Regions from separate parts of the Homo sapiens genome. Here region 1 is linked to region 2. The links are chromatin contacts, found by Hi-C or POLR2A ChIA-PET in ENCODE. All regions are on one chromosome and are shown on one strand. The core of a region is the stretch at or near the end of the contact, and the rest is flanking DNA. Distances in the headings are between cores, read along the strand shown.

Evidence for each region. A loop is a pair of places that touch in the nucleus more often than their neighbours do. ChIA-PET counts read pairs that join two places held with the same protein, here RNA polymerase II (POLR2A). Pooled maps may share reads with other maps.
Region 1: a map of naive thymus-derived CD4-positive, alpha-beta T cell shows a loop between it and region 2 (3-fold over the local background). The contact joins two enhancer-like sites. A Hi-C loop is called at or near these places in 2 of 168 maps with a recorded cell type or tissue (OCI-LY7 and naive thymus-derived CD4-positive, alpha-beta T cell), 1 of 37 single-sample maps with no recorded cell type and 3 of 50 pooled maps. POLR2A ChIA-PET finds 5 or more read pairs at or near these places in 1 of 52 experiments (activated CD4-positive, alpha-beta T cell).

What each region holds. Positions count from the first base shown.
Region 1 is chr9:112,791,099-112,794,954 of GRCh38, forward strand. The region is part of intron 1 of SNX30 (sorting nexin family member 30); the gene reads left to right. Among named protein-coding and RNA genes, the nearest start is that of SNX30, 42 kb to the left of the region's middle. Within about 2 kb of position 2,298, at least 2 of the 41 ENCODE cell types and tissues checked have a DNase peak (open chromatin) inside an H3K27ac peak, as active enhancers do.
Region 2 is chr9:112,569,261-112,573,423 of GRCh38, forward strand. All of the region lies in intron 1 of KIAA1958, which reads left to right. Among named protein-coding and RNA genes, the nearest start is that of HSDL2-AS1, 84 kb to the left of the region's middle. Within about 2 kb of position 1,676, at least 5 of the 41 ENCODE cell types and tissues checked have a DNase peak (open chromatin) inside an H3K27ac peak, as active enhancers do.

The DNA.
Region 1 (3,856 bases), core at 1,048-3,547, 220 kb after region 2:
TATAATTGAGTGTATATTCACAGGGTTGTGCAACCATCATCGCTATCTAATTTTAGAATATTTTGTCACCCCAAAAAGAAATTTGGTCTTTATTAAGCTGGCTCTCCCTGTTCCCCCTACCTGTAGCCCCTGGCAACCAAGTCTGCTTTCTGTCTCTCAGGATTTGCCTGTTCTGACATTTCATATAAATGGAATTATATAGCATGTGGCTTTTCTCATCTAGCTTCGTTCACTTAGAATAATGTCTTCAAGATTAATTGCTGATGTTTTCTGATAAATACTTTTAAACATATTTAGGAACTTTTTTTTTTTTTTTTTTTTTTTTTTTTTGAGACGGAGCCTTGCTCTGTCGCCAGGCTGGAGTGCAGTGGCGCAATTGCGCTGCTCACTGCAACCTCCGCCTCCTGGGTTCAAGCGATTCTCCTGCCTCAGTCTCCCAAGTAGCTGAGACTACAGGTGTGTGCCACCACGCCCAGCTAATTTTTGTATTTTTAGTAGAGATGGGGTTTCACCATGTTGGCCAGGCTGGTTTCAATCTTTGACCTCGTGATCCACCCGCCTTGGCCTCTCAAAGTACTGGGATTACAGGCATGAGCCACTGCACCTGGCCGGGAACTTTCTTTTTACTTCTTAATTTTACTTAGAGATTTAAATGGAATGGCTGATATGAGTGATGCCAGTAAATATTTTGGTAGTTTTGGACATGAGTATCTTCAACAGTGGTTGAAGTAATGTATATTAATGTAATATAGTGTAATGAAGTAATGTTATTAATGTAATAAATTGTATTGATAAATTTCCTAATGTTAAATCATTCTTGCTTCCCTGGAATACATTTGACTTGATCCTGGTATATATTTTTTTTCCAAAAATTCTTTTAGTGTACTGTTAGTTGTTACTTTATTAATGATGTTTATGCTTGTTCTCAGTTTTCTTTTTTGTCCTAATATTTTGATACCGGATATAGATAGTCATCATGAAATGATTTGAAAGGTTTCTGCATTTTAAAATTATGTCTTAGAATATTTGAATAAAGTAGGACTTACTCTTTGAAGGTTCATGAGTGCTCACTGTGAAACACTTGGGACCCAGCTTACCTCTTCGTGGATGTTCTCTGACAACAGTTTTGTGGTTATTTATCTGTTTAGGTTTTTTCTCTCTATTTAATTTCACCTTGATCACATAATTTTTCCTAGAAAGCCAGCTAGCTCATATAGATGTCCAAATTTGTTGGCATAGTTATTCACAGCACAACCTTTTAATTTACAATCATACATAGACACAAGTTCTAAATAGTTATTGCCTGTTCCCTTTTTCCATTTTCCTCTTTTTTTATTTTTTATTGAGACAGCATCTCTCTCCGTCGCCCAGCCTGGAGTACAATGGTGCGATCTCTGCTCACTGCAACCTCTGCCTCCTAGGTTCAAGCAATTCTCATGCCTCAGCCTCCTGAGTAGCTGTGACTACAGGCTTGAGCCACCACGCCTGGCTAACTTTTTGTATTTTTACTAGAGACAGGGTTTCCCCATGCTGCTCAGGCTGGTCTTGAGCTCCTGGGCTCAAGCAATCCACCTGCCTCGGTCTCCCAAAGTGCTGGGATTATAGGTTTGAGGCCACTACACCTGGGCCATTTTCCTTTTTCTATATTGTTCAGATTTCCTAAGTTTTAGTTTATCTGATTCATCTTTCAGAAGAATTAAATTTTGCTTTTGTTTATAACTTTTGTTCTTTTCTGTTTTAATTTATGCTTTCATTTTTAGATTCTCTTTCCACTTTCTTTAGGCTTTTTTTTTTCTTTTTCTTTTAATGGGAACACAGAGTAAGTCTGGCCTAAAGGGTTCTGTTTTATGGGCTTCATCTTTTTCAAATGCATGTTTATCTGTTATTGAGGACTCTTGCTTTTTTTGTGTTTTGGTTTTCTTAGGTCTGAGTGATGAGCTAATGCCATTTTGAGTTGTTTTTATGGTTTACTTGCCTCTGATGAGATAATAATTCAGACCTGCTATTTGCCCCCATCAGAACAAGTGGATTATATTGGATCCTCTGTGTTTCTACTTGATGTTGTTAGCATTGTCTTAGATCCATAGATTACTAGTTATCTGTCAGATGGGAAAGAAGCCTGGCTTTCTCTGTGTTTTAGCTGCTCCCCCCATCTCAGTAGAGCTCAGTCCCCCCAGCATTTGCAGTCTGGCCTGCTTTGGGCTTGTTGGACACACCCCAGGGCAGCCAACCCAGATGCCTTCATGTTCCTATGAGCTGCTGCTTCCATCTCTACCCATCATGCGGGGGGAGAAGGCCATGTGGGCGGGGTGCCCTCTGCTGGTGGCCCACACTTGGTGTATTTGCCTGTGCTTGGCATCCCCTTGGTCACAGTCACAGCAGCCAACTCCTTGGTGGTCCTGGATTGCCCCACTGCCAAACCTTCCATGTCCTCTACTCCCCACTGACAATCACACTTTCAAATTAGCGTGCGTGTAAAGGGGGTTCAAGGACATTTTCTACTTATTAAGTAACCTCAATAACCTGAAGTAACTTCGGTGACATGGGTTAGATTCCTCTGGGTTCTTTTTTCAGTTGTGGCCCAGGTAGAACCAGTAGACAGCCTTTGAGACCTTTGGCATTTGGATGGCACCCTTTCCTCATTTCCAGTATTGATATGACTCCAGTCACTGTTTTTCTTGTTCTTTTTACCTCCACTGTTTTTTGTTTTTTTTTTTTTCTTTCATTCTCTAGGTTAAATTAGTATCTGGAGGGTGGAAAAAGGGAGAACGCAGAGGCTTGTGTTCAACTCACTGAGTTTATCTAGAGGTCTAGCTTTCTAATTTTTTAAACAAGTGTGTCACATTACACATACAAACATGACCGCTTCCTGGTTATTGAGCCTTTGGGATTTTTCTAGGTTTCACTCTGTGTTCTTTGTATCATGAACATCTTTGAACAGAACATTTTTGAGATTATCCCTTTGAGTTTATTCTCCAAAGTGGGCTTAGCTTTAGTTTTACAACAAAATCAACAATCAAGAATATTCAGTTTGTATAGAACACATTCATTCATTTTTTTTCTTTTTTTTTGAGATGGAGTCTTGCTCTTGTCGCATAGGTTGGAGTGCAGTGGCGTGATCTCAGGTCACTGCACCCGCCGCCTCCCAAGTTCAAGCAGTTCTCCTGCCTCAGCCTCCTGAGTAGCGGGGATTACAGACGTGTGCCAACACCCCTGGCTAATTTTTGTATTTTTAGTAGAGATGGGGTTTTACCATGTTGGTCAGGTTGGTCTTGAACTCCTGACCTCGTGATCCACCCGCCTCGACCTCCCAAAGTGCTGGGATTACAGGTGTGAGCCACTGCGCGTGGCCAACACATTCTTTAAGCATCTGCTGTGTACCTGGCACGAGGGGGGTAAATTAAGAAAAGTAATATGCAGTCTGTGTATTCAGAGAGCCATCATTTTACCCTTAACGTAAAGATGCCTTGAGAGGCTTTGTCAGGCTCCTCTGAGACTAGATCATTCACTTGCCCATATTCCTCCAATAGAATCAAAAAGAGAAATTAGATTGTTTTAGCATAACTTATTTTTATTAAAACTATATTGGCTCCTAGTCTATACCACTCTCTTCATAAATCATATGTTTAATGTAATATAAAATTTTGCCAGTGATTTATGTTAATTTAATATTCTGTCTTGTGGCTGGCTGACCATAATGGTGTATCTTAAAATTGAAATTCTTTGAACCAGAGGAGTTTGTAAAGCAACCTCACTCTGCATCTGTCTTCCTAGGGTAAAGTAAAAGTGGGAAGGAGTAAGAAATGCTCTTATAATGGAAACCTACATGGTGAAAATTGGTATTTTGCAACAATGG
Region 2 (4,163 bases), core at 426-2,925:
GGAAATTCATTCTACATGTACTCATACAGAGACCACAAATTTGGCAGAAGCAATACTGGTGATGAAACAGCAACACCATTGCATTAAGTGTCTTCTTATCCTATTGTGCACATAATTATTTTTGAACTAGTCAGTACATTGCTGGCTTCTTCAGGCAATATGGCTTTAATTCATTAAAAGCTTCTGGAATGTCATCTTGCTGAAAGGAATGCCAGTGCAGGCAAATGACGCTTTTAACTGAAGTTTGTATCATTGCCATATCATTGTAGCCAATCAGCTCATCTGAATTTCCTGCCAAATGCATTAGGCTGAATGGGAAACACAAACTTTATTGGTAACACTTTGAAATTCCTTTTAGAATTCTTTTTTTTTTTTTTTGAGACAAGTTTTGCTCTTGTCACCCAGGCTGGTGTGCAATGGCATGATCTTAGCTCACTGCAACCTCCGCCTCCCGGGTTCAAATGATTTTCCCGCCTCAGCCTCCCGAGTAGCTGGGATCACAGGTGTGCGCCTCCATGCCTGACTAATTTTTTTTGTATTTTTAGTAGAAACAGGATTTCACCACATTGGCCAGGCTGGTCTCAAATTCGTGACCTCAAGTGATCCACCCACTTCGGCTCCTCAAAGTGCTGGGATTACAGGTGTGAGCCACTGCACCTGGCCCAAATAAGCATTTATTAAGTGTTTTACTTTTTCTTGTCATTAATACATAATTGAGTGGATAAGTTCTAGAATTTTCAGATCTAACAGGGACATGAATTGTATATAGTTGATAAACAGTGGGAATGATTTTGAAAGTGCAGTTTATTAGCTAACGTGAAGCATGTGCTAGTTCTTCTGTGTTAGATTTAGTGGTAAATATAAGAAATCTGTCTTTGACAGTCAAATAACTAATCAAGAATAGTTCACCATTTAATGTTGTTTGTTTGTTTTTTAACATTGAAGAACCTCAGTATCAACAAGTATCTTTGGTTCAGAAGGTCACTGAGCTTGTTGAATTCTTTTTATTTTCTGCTGGAGGGCGTTTTTTGAATGGAAGCATGGTGCTATACGTGAAGGGGCAGAAGTCTTACATGATTGAATAATTTGGCCGGGGAGATTTCTTGCACTTTTGGCCTGTGTTTTCTGTGATCTTTGAAACACTTGCTGCACTTGTATTTGGAGGGTGGTTGTGGTCTACAGATTTTGTAAGTATATGCTATCCATCTGAAAGTCTGCTTGTTGCTTGGCTGCTGCAGTTAAGCAATTTTCTGCTTGTGCAGCACCAATAATAATTAGCTTTTAAACTTTTATCTTTCACCATTTAGTAACCTTGTATATTTAACTTATCACAGCCCTTTTGCAAGGGAACATTTCGTAGTCTCTTCTGTTGTGTTGTAAGGAATACAGTAAGAAGGAATGATACTTGGCTTTGCCAGTACCAAATCTGTATTAGTCAAGATTCTCCAGAGAGACAGAACTAATAGAATATGCATATATACATGAGAGGGCATTTATTAGGGGAATTGGCTCATGCGATTATGTGGCTGAGAAGTCTTACAACAGGCTGTCTGCTAGCTGGAAACCCTGGGATGCTGGTATAGTGGTTCAGTCCAAATCCAAAGGCCTCAGAACCAGGGAAGCTAATGATGTGACTCTCAGCCTGAGGCTGAAAGGCCGGGACCTGGGAACTGCTGGCGTAAGTCCCAGAGTCCAAAGGCTGGAGGCCTCCAGTTCTGATGTCCAAGGCAGCGAAAAAGAAGCCTATGCTAGCTCTCAGAGAGAGAACAATTCACCTTCTGTATTTGTTCTGTCTGGGGCCCCAGCTGATTAGATGGTGCCCGCCAATATTCAGGCGAGATCTTCACATAATCCACTCAGACTCACACACTAATCTCTCCTGGAAACAGCCTTACAGACACACCCCCAAATAATGCTTTACTAGGTTTCTAAGTCTTCCTTAATCCAGTCAAATTGACACCTGAATTTAAGTCCACAAGTTCACCCCATGTCAGTTTATCACTCATATGCATTTCCTTAAACCATACTTAATTTCCAAATAAAGACAATAACAAGGTAATAGTTCCACCTAACATGATGTAGCTATCCTATGATTGTGATTTTGGGGATGTTAGACTTTAGGGATTTTGATCTTTCGGGATTTCAACATTTGGAACTATGGCGTTCAGAATTTTGTCTTTCAGGATTATGATGCGAACCCCTTCCATTTACGTGTCCTTGGCCATGACTGTGTCATAGGGCCACCCTTGCTCCAGGGGAAGCTGGGAAAAATATTTTAGTGAGCACATTGCTGCCTTAACAAATTTGGACTCTCTGTGAGGAGTAAGAGAGAATGGACACTGGGTAGGCAAAATAGCAGTCTCTGCCACACCAATTAAATATTAATAGCTATGTTAAGTTCAAAACAGACTGGGGTGCAGTAGCTCATGCCTGTAATCCCTGAGCTTTGGGAGGCTGAGACAGGAGAATTGCTTGAGCCCAGTTCAAGACCAGCTTGGGCAACCTAGGGACACCCCTAGGTTAAAAAATAAAAAATAAATAAATAAATAAAAACAAAAAATAAAAATAAAAATAAAAAATAAAAAGAAATAAAATAAAAAAAGTTCAGAACAAACACACAAACCAATCTATGTCTTTTTTTTTTTTTTTTAACATTTCTACTTTAACCAAAGTTACATGAAAGGAACATAAATAAGTCTAAATTTCTAGAGTATGAAGGAAATGTAAGATCACGTAGTCCTGGCATTGTAGGCTTAGAGATAATTAGTGCCTTGTCTGAGACCACAGGAGCAGTTCCAGGCTTGGGATTTCACGTTCCTGACTCCCACGCCAGTCAATGTTCTTTCCGTTTACATGGCTGCTTCATGAACTCTGGGAGCTCATCTGTCACTCTTCTGCGTATACAGGGTGGCTGGGTTTGGGTTACACTATCCGGGAGAAAACTGTCTAATCCCTTGAATGATTACAATAAAAGTGATCTGAGGAAAATTTATGTGTCTGACTTGAGAGAGTCTTATACGTTCACTTTGTAAGTGTTGATGGTGCTGGCAGTATGTAAACATTCATTCATTCTTCATTCATTTATTCGACAACGACTGCATACTAGACAATAGGTTATAATGTCCCAAGAACAGGACCATGCCTTTTGAATTTCCATATCCCCAAGTAGGTCCTCACTGATGAGTGAATAATTAAGTCATAGTTTCTGCCTTCAGGAAATTATTAGGTCTGAGAGACAGACAAGCAAATCAATGATAACAGTACAGCAAAGGCAAATCCCTTGAGATGATACAGGCATGGGTGAAGGGAAGCTAAATAAATCTCTGAGGCAGAAAGGGGGTCTGGAAAGATGCCAATAGGAAGTAGCCGCAGGTTCAGTTTTGAAGAGGCTGGCCAGGTGAGGAAAGAGAAGGGCAGCATATCAAGCCAAAGAATCAGATTCTCACCAGTAGGGGGTTTAGAGAAGAGGGGACCACAAGAAGTGTGGGAAGAGGCCATGGTCGTAGGAAATGAGGCTTGAGAGGTGGCCGTGGCCACATCAACAGAGACCTTAATAGTATGTTAAAGGATTTGAACTTACCTAACCTCCCTGACAGGGCGCCATGGAGTCAGGGCAGGGAATGGCTCAGGTGTCTGTCCACTTTGGTGTAACCACCTGACATTGTGGTTAGACCATGGTGCCTGACTGCAGAGCACCAGCGGGGCACCTCTTGTCACCCACAGCTGCAGATAGCCAGGGCCGACAAAATCACACATAAAGATTCCTGTGCCTCCCTGACCAGTGCTCCCAGGACCCCCCTCTTGGCAGAGCCTTACTAACCTTTCCAGCCCCTTGCAGACTCCACATGTCCCCTTTCACTTTCCTACCCATCATGTTGTCCTCACTCCTCAGGGACTCCTAACAAGGGCTTCTTTTTGTCTCCTGCCTAATAAGGAATGATTTGCTTCTATTTGATAGTTGGTTATGCTTGGCTTTATGAGACCCTCAGATGGTAGAAAACACCAGACATACTTTGTAACCTCTAATGGTGGGATGAAAGGCAATATTTCAGGAATTGCAGACAGCCAGGAGACAGGAAGCCTGGTCCTAAGAGTGGTTAGAGCAGGGCCTCCCGCTTCCCCATCCTTGCTTCTTTGGTCTACAGCCTTCCCCTCCAGCAGGT